2 separate regions of the Homo sapiens genome follow, and region 2 is linked to region 1. Evidence: chromatin loops called from intact Hi-C (ENCODE). Cell type or tissue: psoas muscle. All regions are shown on one strand. Links, peaks and the distances in the headings refer to the core of each region. The heading gives the core; the rest is flanking DNA.

What was found. A loop is a pair of places that touch in the nucleus more often than their neighbours do. Peaks named below come from ENCODE experiments on the same cell type or tissue, not always from the same donor. Only the 100,000 strongest peaks of a DNase experiment are listed, where the experiment ranks them.
Region 2: it touches region 1 in a loop (4-fold over the local background); 2 of 110 quality-filtered maps call a loop at or near these places.

The regions. Positions count from the first base shown.
Region 1 is chr17:30,320,790-30,326,177 of GRCh38, forward strand. TMIGD1 (transmembrane and immunoglobulin domain containing 1) reads right to left here. Exons shown (of 7, transcript NM_206832.3): 4 at 4,027-4,305. Among named protein-coding and RNA genes, the nearest start is that of TMIGD1, 11 kb to the right of the region's middle. In psoas muscle, for the core only: no CTCF peak of the experiment used is centred there; a DNase peak (open chromatin) is centred at 3,232; H3K27me3 peaks cover 1,066 bases.
Region 2 is chr17:30,459,385-30,464,772 of GRCh38, forward strand. CPD (carboxypeptidase D) reads left to right here. Exons shown (of 21, transcript NM_001304.5): 18 at 1,796-1,927; 19 at 2,493-2,678; 20 at 2,986-3,085; 21 at 5,204-5,388. Among named protein-coding and RNA genes, the nearest start is that of GOSR1, 15 kb to the right of the region's middle. In psoas muscle, for the core only: no CTCF peak of the experiment used is centred there; no DNase peak of the experiment used is centred there.

The sequences.
Region 1 (5,388 bases), core at 139-5,138:
AGGGCTATAGCACCCTATGATTGCACCTATCAATAGCCACTGCTCTCTACCCTAGGCAACATAGTGAGACCCTTTTTTTCTTTTTTAAGACAGAATCTCGCTCTGCCGCCCAGGCTGGAGTGCAGTGGCTTGATCTCGGCTCACTGCAACCTCTGTCTCCTGGGTTCAAGCGATTCTCCTGTCTCAGCCTCCCAAGTAGCTGGTACTACAGGTGTACACCACCATGCCCAGATAATTTTTGTATTTTAGGTAGAGACAGTGTTTCGCCATGTTGGCCAGTCTGGCCTCGAACTCCTGACATTAAGTGATCTGCCTGCCTTGGCCTCCTAAAGTGCTGGGATTATAGGTGTGAGCCACCATGCCTGGCCAACCCCTTTTTTTTTTTTTTTAGAGATGGAGCCTGGGTATGTTGCCCAGGCTGGTCTTGAACTCCTGACCACAAGCAATTCTCCTACCTGGGCCTCCCAAAGTGTTGCAATTACAGGCATCAGCCACTGCACCTGGCAGGACCCCGTTTCTTAAAAAAGTAACAAAGTAAAAGTGCTTCAGTTCAACAAAGGTTTTAAAGTGACCTTGTCTAAGCCCCTGGATTCTGATGCCATCCAACGACGGGAAGGAGCTTCAGTCATGGCTTAAGTAACATTTTAGGCATTTAAAGGAAATTGAGCATGTGCTATTTATCGCACAATTGAGTTTATGGATTGAGGTGCAGTCAACAAATATTTACTGAGTGACTAATGTGTGTTATGCACTGTGTTCAGCACTGCAAAAAATAGGACAGGTGTAGAAGGCTCCTCTGCCTTCGTGGAGCTCATCTTCTAGTGAGGGAGACAGACATTAAACAAACAGACACTACAGATTAAGTATTAGAAAGGAAACAGGGTCATGAGTTAGCAAGTGAAGGGCAAAAACCAGGGAAGAGGGGAAGAAGTGACTTTAGGTAAATTTAATTTCAAAGCCCAATCCCTATATACCTTAAGATTATGAAATAGGGTTTATCTCCCCTGTCCCCATAACTGTATAACACACTAACCAGTTATTATTATAATTATTTTTGGAGACAGGGTCTCACTCTGTCACTCAGACTGGAGTGCAGTGGCATGATCATGGCTCACTGCAGCGTCGACCTCTAGGGCTTAAGAGATCCTCCTACTTCAGCCTCCTGAGTAGTCAAGACTACCAGTGCGTGCCACCACACCCAGTTAATTTTTTGATTTGATGTAGAGACAGGGTTCCAATATGTTGCCCAGGCTGTTTTGGAACTCCTGGGCTCAAGCAACCCTCCCGCTCGGTCTCCCAAAGTCCTGGGATTACAAGCATGAACCATCCCACCCAGCCTGTAACTACCTTTTTATCATTTCCTGCTCTGGATAATTTTGGGAAATAAATGGATTAAATTTTTGCCCTCTCTTAGCTGTTTCTAAAAATTATTCTCATGAAGGTATGGGTCATATCACCCCTATGGAGAAACTTTGCTCAGGGAGCCTTTTTCTAGTAAGCCCTGGTTCTGTACTAGCCAGCTCTGGGACACACCAAAGGCCCGTCAACCTTACTGGGGAGCCCCTCTATTTGCAAGATATCAAAACAAAGGGGAAGTAAAGGTGGGACAATAAGAAAAAGAAATCAGAATTCAGTCACAGGTTGGAATATTTTTACCAAGCCAGATAAAATGAAGCCACATGTGACAGCTCTTACTCTATTTTTTTATTTTTATTTATTTATTTTTTGAGACAGAGTTTCACTCTTGTTGCCCAGGCTGGAGCGCAGTGGTGCGATCTCGGCTCACTGCAACCTCTGCCTTCTGGTTTCAAGCAATTCTCCTGCCTCAGCCTCCCAGGTAGCTGGGATTACAGGTGGCTACCATCATGCCCGGCTAATTTTTTTTGTATTTTTAGTAGAGACGGGTTTCACCATATTGGTCAGGCTGGTCTCAAACCGCTGACCTCCTGATCCACCCGCCTCGGCCTCCCAAAATGCTGGGATTACAGGCGTGAGCCGCTGCACCTGGCTGACAGCTCTTATTCTATACACAAACCGAAGTAAACTACCTTACCCATTGGCTTGCTTTGGATTCCAAATTTCTGTTGAAAGTGACTTTGGTCGGGGCATGGTGGTTCATGCCTGTAACCCCAGCACTTTGGGAAGCTGAGGTGGCAGATTGCTTGAGCCCAGGAATTCAAGACCAGCCTGATCCACATGGCAAGACCTCCTCTCTACAAAAACAATTTTTTTGATTAGCTGGTTCTGATGGCACGCACCTGTCCCAGCTATTCAGGAGGCTGAAGTGGAAAGATCGCTTGAGCCTGGGGGGATGAGGCTGCAGTGAACTATGATTACGCTACTGCACTCCAGCCTGGGTGGCAGAGCGAGACCCTGTCTCCAAAAAAATAAAAGAAAAAGAAAGAAAAAAGAGACTTTGGCAAGGGTAATTACATAACTGCCCCTCTCCCCTTGTCCTGTTTTATGGTCTCATTTGTAACCAGACCTGATATTTCCCTCCTATATTCATCATGGTTAAATAATCCCAACACATGGGCTAAATCTTGTGCTCAAGAAAAGATCTGTGATGTCGTTTGTAGCTTTGCATGGCCTCATTTAGGTACTTCCTCACTGAGCCGTGAAGCCAGGTGAGGGCTCATGAAAATCTTGGCATTTAGCCCAAGCCCCAGCAGCAGAGCATTTATGCCACCAGCCGTGGGAAGTAGCTAAGCAAGAAGAAATAAGAAAAACAAGTTGGTTTGGAAGAGCCCCACCCAAAACAAGTTTCTGCCCACCTGAAAGCCAATTTGCTAAGCTAGCATCCTGATTGCCACATAAGCTGTACTTTTTTTTAATGTGACACAGAGCAATTATGATTTCTTCTTAACCAGGAGGGATATAATTCCCTGGCCTGCAAGTGTGGTGTTCATAGTCAGGATGGCAGGGCATGAGGCCCACCCTTCCATGCTTTTGTGGTCTTGGGGGAGGTAAATAACCACAAAGCTTTTTCACTGCTTCTATCTCATGGGTATTCAGGATATTTGTGGGTTTGGTTTTTAAAACAAGTAGCCCCTGAGCAATTGTTAGTGCTCCGCAGGACGAATTACTGATCATTCCAGGAATCACAGTGATGGGCATTCAACCACCAGTAAGTCTTCTTCCCCACTAGCCACTCTTTTCATATCCCATAACTCTTCCCCTCAAGGGGAAGCAAATAAGATGTCCTATGGTTACATCACCACAACACTTCTGGCAGGGGTTCAGCTGGCTTCCTGGTGACTGACAAGACTGGCAATAAGTGAGTACAGGGAGGCAAATGACAAAGTGAGTAATGTTCTAACAAGATATGGGAGTCTCAGCTTGTTGGGCTGCTCCTGGTGTGCTAGCATGAGAGCAGACCATGTGTGAATGAGCATTTTTGGCATCTGCTACCCCAGGTATTTTGCCTTTCTCTTTTTGTATGAGCAAGAAATATGAGGAGGGAAAACCCCACAGAGCATCATTTGTTCTGTCATTGTAGAGGTGATAACCCTGGGTAGATGAAGCATGAATCCAAGAGAAAGGGCTTTTTTGTCCCCTTATTTTTTCCTACTCTCTCTGCTGATTACCCTACAGGTTAGAATTTGAGTTAGGAGTGATTGTAGGGATCCATTTTCTTATCTAGTCCTAATTTCTCTTCTCTGTGTGTTTTTTACTTCTGTTAGTTATGAAGCTGTGAACTCAAAAGTCCAGTTGCTACACACATTGTTGCCCAGGAGAATTCATGGAAATACTCTTCCCTAAAAGCCAAGCAGGATTGTTTCCTATATTTGGTTCTAAGAAAGGATTCTTGCTCAAAAAACAGTGTCCTGTATGGAATGGGCATGATTTCCCTGAAAGGATGGACTAGGATTCTTAGTGGAAAAATCCTTGGATGGGGATGATTCTCCAAAGAAAATCCTGGCCCTAATCATAACCGTTATTATCATTTATTGTCACCAGAAATATTCACTGAGCATCTGGTGTGAGTTTTGCACTGTGCTGGGTATTACTTAAAAAGAGCATTACCTTTAACAATCAGGTGAAAGTCCAAGCTCTCCGTTTTCAGAGATGACTTTGCAATACAACTGTAGGTTCCGTTGTCAGGCTTCTCGACTTTGGTGATTGACAGCTGAAAAGACTCACTTGTCTGTTGGATTTGGTGACGGCTTTTCTCTAAATCGAGGAGACTACTGTTTTTGTACCACATCATTTGAGCCTGGGGGTTGGCTTTCACATTGCAAACCAACTTCACATTACTGCCTTCCTCAACTGTTTGGAAGTCGTTTCCACTTAGGAGAGGAGGAACTGCAAGACTCAAGCATTTAGATTTAATTAGCAGATAAGCAATAGTTCACTGTCAGAGTTCAAAGTCTTCCTTCAATCTATCTCATGTGGTCATTTATTCATTTGACAAAAATTTATTAAATACGTACGGTGTGACAAGCACTGGGGTAACAAGGGCAAATAACACTTCCAGTTCCAAATCTCATAGAACTTTTAATGTGATGAAGAAGACAAACCATGAAACAATATATGATTATGAGCATGATATATATAGTAATGATCTATGACAAGCAGACAATTTGTAACACTACCCAAGAGTATAAGCCTTGAGTCTTTCTTCTCTGAGAATTAATAAACCAACCTGTGCTAGTGTTGCACAAAACAGTACAAAATTAAGAAGACATACATTGCAATTAGATCTAATTCCATCTACACCGTTTACTGTGACTTTGAGACAGTTAACTAACTGCTAAGGCCTCTGTTTCTCATGTAAAAAAAAAATGGGATAATCATACATCTCCTGAGATGCTGTAAAGATTAAATAAAATAATCCCTGTAAAGAATTTGCCACAGTGCTAGCCGCTATTATTATTACGGTGGTGGTGGTTTTGAGGGTTACTCTCACCGTCTGTTTTTGCATTTTATCGAACCATTGCCTTGGTAACATATTCACCAATGCATCTTTGCGTTTTCTCAGTGGTGCTCTAGAAATAATGTCCTCCTCCCAGAAGGTGTTCTAAGCATGAGAACTCTGGCATCTGTGGAAGGCAAGTGAGTCCCTCTCATCCCTGTGTGTGAGCAACTCCTTTTTTCCTCTACAATAAGGGCAGTTGTAGACCCATAGACAGTCAACACATCTATCACTGTGCATATTCTGGCAGAAGTGCAGAATAGTAATGAAATGGTTGGAGAGTGGGAACTAGGAAAAAGATAGAGACGGAGAAGGAGGAAAAAGGAGCTTGTATAATCTGCACACTGAATAATTAGACCCTGAGTAGGCTGTGTTATTAATAACTCTCTCAGAAGAATGACATTTTGTTGCTCTTTGGAATGAGCTCGAATTCTGTATCATATCCAACAAGGATGTTATATGGTATTCAGATA
Region 2 (5,388 bases), core at 158-5,157, 140 kb after region 1:
ACAACAGGCCCTGGTGTGTGATGTTCCCCTTCCTGTGTCCATGTGTTCTCATTGTTCAGTCCCCACCTATGAGTGAGAACATGCGGTGTTTGGTTTTTTGTCCTTGCGATAGTTTGCTGAGAATGATGGTTTCCAGCTTCATCAGTATCACTGTTTTGATTAATGTAGGTTTGTTGTAGTAAGTTGTAAAATTGGAACGTGTGAGTCTTTCAGCTTTATTGTTCTTAAAGATTGTTTTGGCTATTCAGGGCCCCTTGTCATTCCATTTGAATTTGAGCATTGGCTTTTCTTTTTCTGAGAAAAGGGGTGTTGGAATTTTGTTAGATGTTGTGTTAAAACCGTATATCACTTTGTGTAGTATTGACATCTCTACAATATTGTCCTCCTATCCATTATTTAGGTCTTCTTTAATTTCTGACAGCATTTTAATTCATTGTCCATCCACTTCAAATTAGGCAGGAGTTGTTAGCAGATGGGTGGTTGGCTGATCATTTTATTCACATGTGCAACCAGAAAATTGACTTTATTCCCATTTCTGCCTGTCTTCCCTCCTTTATTTACTAAGAACTTACTACTGGGAGGCATTTTGCTATATTAGTGATAAATAAAATATACTGCCTGGCCTATTGTACGAATTAACTGTGTTACATAATTAATTGATTTGATCTGGAAGAGAGCAACTCTCAGCAGGCCGTGAGAAATTAAAGACACAAAAAATTATATCTAGTCAGAGATACAGCCTTTTCTCTTTAGAGGAGATGGCATTTGGGCTGCAGAGATAGTGAAGCAGAACATTCCAGAAAGAGGAAGCAGTACATAGCAGAAGTCTAATTTAGTTAGAATATGGGGTGTAATGCAGAGCCACAGAAGTTTAAGAATGGAAAGAGTGCTTGTTGCTTTGAATGCTTTGTTTTAATAAGAATGGGAAACTGAGGTTTTGAGCAGGGGTAACAATATTGACATGATCTGAGCTATGCTATGGGAAAACTAATCTCTAAATAATCAGTTAAGATAGTTTGGAGGAAGGAGAGACTGGTACAGGGAGACCGGTTTGGAATTATCTAGACAAAAAGTAATGAGGGCCTAGGTTATGCTAGTGGCAACGAGAGTAGAGTCAAAGGATGACATTTTAGATATTCTATAGAGGTAGAATTGACAAGATTCAGCAAATTATGGATGATAGTGAGATAGAGAAGTCAAAGACAAGAGGTTTCATTGCTATGTAAGAAAATGAGTTAATACCATTAACTGAGTTAGGAAAAAGAAGAGATTTTGGGAAAAGGTGGTAAGTTGGGTTTTTGAACCTGTCTGCACAGGCAGTTCCTGTACCTTGATAATATCAATGCCGTATTGCAGGGAGTGGATATTGTCACCAGCAGGGGTCCAGGTTGAGGGTATGAGAGAGCTGATGATCATTATCTCCATAGCTTCAAGTACAACTGTGACATTTCTGGGTTTTGAGGGAAGCTGACCCTCTTCTGCATGTACTCATTCATTCATTTCTTCAGCAAACCCGAATAAACCCCATCTACCTGGCACTACCAGGCACTGTGGGAAGCACTGAAGATAGGAAAATGAATTCGACATAGCCCCTGTCCTCAAGGGCTCTCATAGAGTTTGTGATTGATTATAATACAGAGAGGTTTATTTATATTTGTCATAAAATGCTTTACAGCTTCTTTGTTTACGTCAGCTACGTTTTCTTTTCATTTACTCCATTTGTTGTATTACAAAGCCTTATTCTTTCTTTTACTTATTAATTTTCCCACATTTGATTTTGAACTTTATATTCTAGGATTATAGTGTCACCTATGGCCATTGTCCGGAAATCACAGTATACACAAGCTGCTGTTACTTTCCTAGTGCTGCACGACTCCCTTCCTTGTGGGCAGACAATAAGAGATCTCTTCTTAGTATGTTAGTGGAGGTGAGTCTTTTCCTTTTAACTAGAGGCAAACTCCCAGGAATATGTTCAGTGAAAACCTTTATCAAAACATTGTCTTTTACCAAAAATGTATATTATTTATTTTAAATTTATATAGAAAGAAGAGTTTTGGTCATTTTATGTTTCCTAAATAGATGCCATTTATTCACATCTCTGGAATCTGCTATAATTTAGGTAATTTGACCTTGCAAGATGCTGCAAGTTCTTTAATTTGAATATCACAGAGTTACTGGAGTCAGTATACCATGGTGGGAAGGAAATCACTCAAGGCATTGGAAGATTGGGTTCTAATGCTTCAGGCTATGACAATATCAGAGTTCTCTTTTATTTCCAGCTCTGTGAGCCTGAATATTGAATGAATAGCAAACAAGGTCAGAGTCAGTGGGGAGGGAAGAGAAGAAGCAGGCCATACAGAGTTTGATACTTGTTTGTGTGTGGTTTTTGTTTTGTTTGTTTGTTTGGTTGGTTTTGGTCATGCCTCAAGCTAGTGCCTCTACCATGTCTGGCATTATGACAACATAAATTTATATTTTAAACATTTTTTCAGGTTCACAAGGGAGTTCATGGATTTGTTAAAGATAAGACTGGAAAGCCAATCTCTAAAGCAGTCATTGTACTTAATGAAGGAATAAAGGTACAAACAAAAGAGGGAGGTTATTTCCATGTACTCTTAGCGCCAGGTGTCCATAACATTATTGCCATCGCTGATGGGTACCAGCAACAACATTCACAGGTAAGAAACTCAAATTGAGTAGCATCATGTAAATTTTTATTCTTAATAATACTTCTGTTTTATTTTGAAACTCTTGTTAGAAATCTTGAAGGGAATAAAGAAATTAAAAGTGTGACTGCCTCTTGATTATGATATCTTGTTATCCTTGTACCCCTTGCTAACAAAAGGGAAAATTTTCTAGCATTTTGTATACTTTAGATGGCAATGCATCATCTCCTTAGTTTGCTATATGGGGCCTAATAATATAGCAGGGATACAGTACACCTTAAGCAGAATTTGTCATGATTCTTACACTTTCTCCTTCTAGGTCTTTGTGCATCATGATGCAGCTAGTTCTGTGGTGATAGTCTTTGACACAGATAACCGGATATTTGGTTTGCCAAGGGAGCTTGTGGTAACTGTATCAGGTAAAGACATTTTGATTTTTAGTAGTAAAAGTTAAAAACAATCTTGACATTTCAATATGAGAGTGGGTCACCTCTCTCATATTGATCCTGAAACTAATCACTTGTCTTCTAATGTCTCCTTATCTAAATGTGATTTTCCTGGACCTCTGTTCTCGCATATGTTCTCCTGGCTTGCCTTTCTCTGCCGAGACCAGCTCCATCAAGGAGACCCTAACCCAGCGGTGCTAGAGAAATTAAAGACACACACAGAAATATAGAGGTGTCAAGTGGGAAATCAGGGGTCTCATAGCCTTCAGCGCTGAGAACCTCCAACAGAGATTTACCCAGGTGTTTATTAACAGCAAGCCAGTCATTAGCATTGTTTCTATAGATATTATATTAGCTGAAAGTATCCTTTATGGGAAACGAAGGGATGGGCCAAAATAAAGGGATGGGTTGGGCTAGTTATCTGCAGCAGGAGCATGTCCTTAAGGCACAGATCACTCATGCTATTGTTTGTGGTTTAAGAACGCCTTTAAGCAGTTTTCCGCCCTGGGCGGGCCAGGTGTTCCTTGCCTTCATTCCGGTAAACCCACAACCTTCTAGTGTGGATGTCATGGCCATCATGAACATGTCACAGTGCTGCAGAGATTTTGTTTATGGCCAGTTTTGGGGCCAGTTTATGGCCATATTTTGGGGGGCCTGTTCCCAACACTTCTCTTTCTTCAGGTCTATACTCAAACGTCACCTCCACGGAGAGGCTTTCCCTGATCACCCTAGCTACCCCTGTCACTATCTCTATCCTGCTTTTTTTCATTATAGCACTTTCATAACATTATATATTTGTTCATGTATTTGTCTATATTCAATCTCTCCCACTAAAACATAAGTTCTGAGAGAGGGAGGAATCTACCTGTATCCTCCAAGCCTAGAACGATGGTTAGCACGCAGTGGGTCTTAATGAAGAGTTGTTGAATGAATGAATGATTTGCTTTATATTAAAGTCATAAGTTCCTAGGACTTTGACTTATATTAGTTCCGCTTTTTCAAGATCCAGGAAAGAGGAAATGTTTGTTTACGCTGGAACTAATTCATGTCATTGCTTGGATTACTGAAAGGTTAGGAAGGAAAAAAATGTGGTAAAATGAATACTCTGCTATACTTTATCTATTTGATACAAACAGCCTTAGTTTATTTCTAAGTGCAGCTTGGATGAGGCAGAATAACCAAGTTTTATCACAGGGTTCCTGTGGGAGAGACCCTTAGTTGAGAGAAAGTAGTATATTGGAAACATGGCCCAATCATAGATCCTGTGTGGTGTGTTTAAAGGGTTCTTAGCTTGTCTCAGATAAAGTGTAAATAACTTAGTGGTTAAAAACACAGGAGGTAGAATTCAGCCATGGTTTAAATCTGGCTCTGTCACCCATTAGCTATTGTGAACTTAGTTTTTATTACTTTTAGTTTCTAACACTTTTATTTTGATAACCTTGTACAAATTTAAAATAAACAAGGAGATTTGGATGAAATGAAAGTTTACTGGAAAGGAAAAGTATAATAGAAGTCATAAAAAGCAGGTTGCAGAACAGTAGACACAGTATAATTTCATTATGGTAAAAGAAAAAAAATACATGTACGTGCATATGCATAAAGAAAGATCTGGAGCCAGGCATGGTGGCTCACGCCTGTAATACCAGCACTTTGGGAGGCCGAGGCAGGTGGATCACTTGAAGTCAGGAGTTCTAGACTAGCCTGGGCAACATGGCAAAACCCTATCTCTAGCAAAAATAAAAAAAAATTAGCCAGGTGTGGTGGCATGCACCTGTGGTACTACTTGGGAGGCTGAGGTGGGAGGATTACACACACACACAAAAGATCTTATAACTAAAAATGATCTCTGGGTAATGGAAATGTAAATATAGGAGGTTTTTTGGTTTTGGCTTTTGTTAGTTTGCTTATCTGTATTTTTAAACTTTGTATATTGTACATATACTGCTTCTATAATAATAAAGGTTGTTCTTAAGTGCATGAAATAGAAATAAAATAAATGAGGGGTATATTATTAAAAGTTCCATTGTAAGCGGCTGCTTATTAATATCCTTAAAGTATAATATCACCCACATGATGGTTTTTGTTTGTCAGGTGCTACTATGTCGGCATTGATCCTAACAGCTTGCATTATTTGGTGCATCTGCTCAATCAAGTCTAATAGACACAAGGATGGCTTTCATCGGCTCAGGCAGCATCATGATGAGTATGAAGATGAAATTCGCATGATGTCTACCGGCTCCAAGAAGTCCCTCCTAAGCCATGAGTTCCAGGATGAA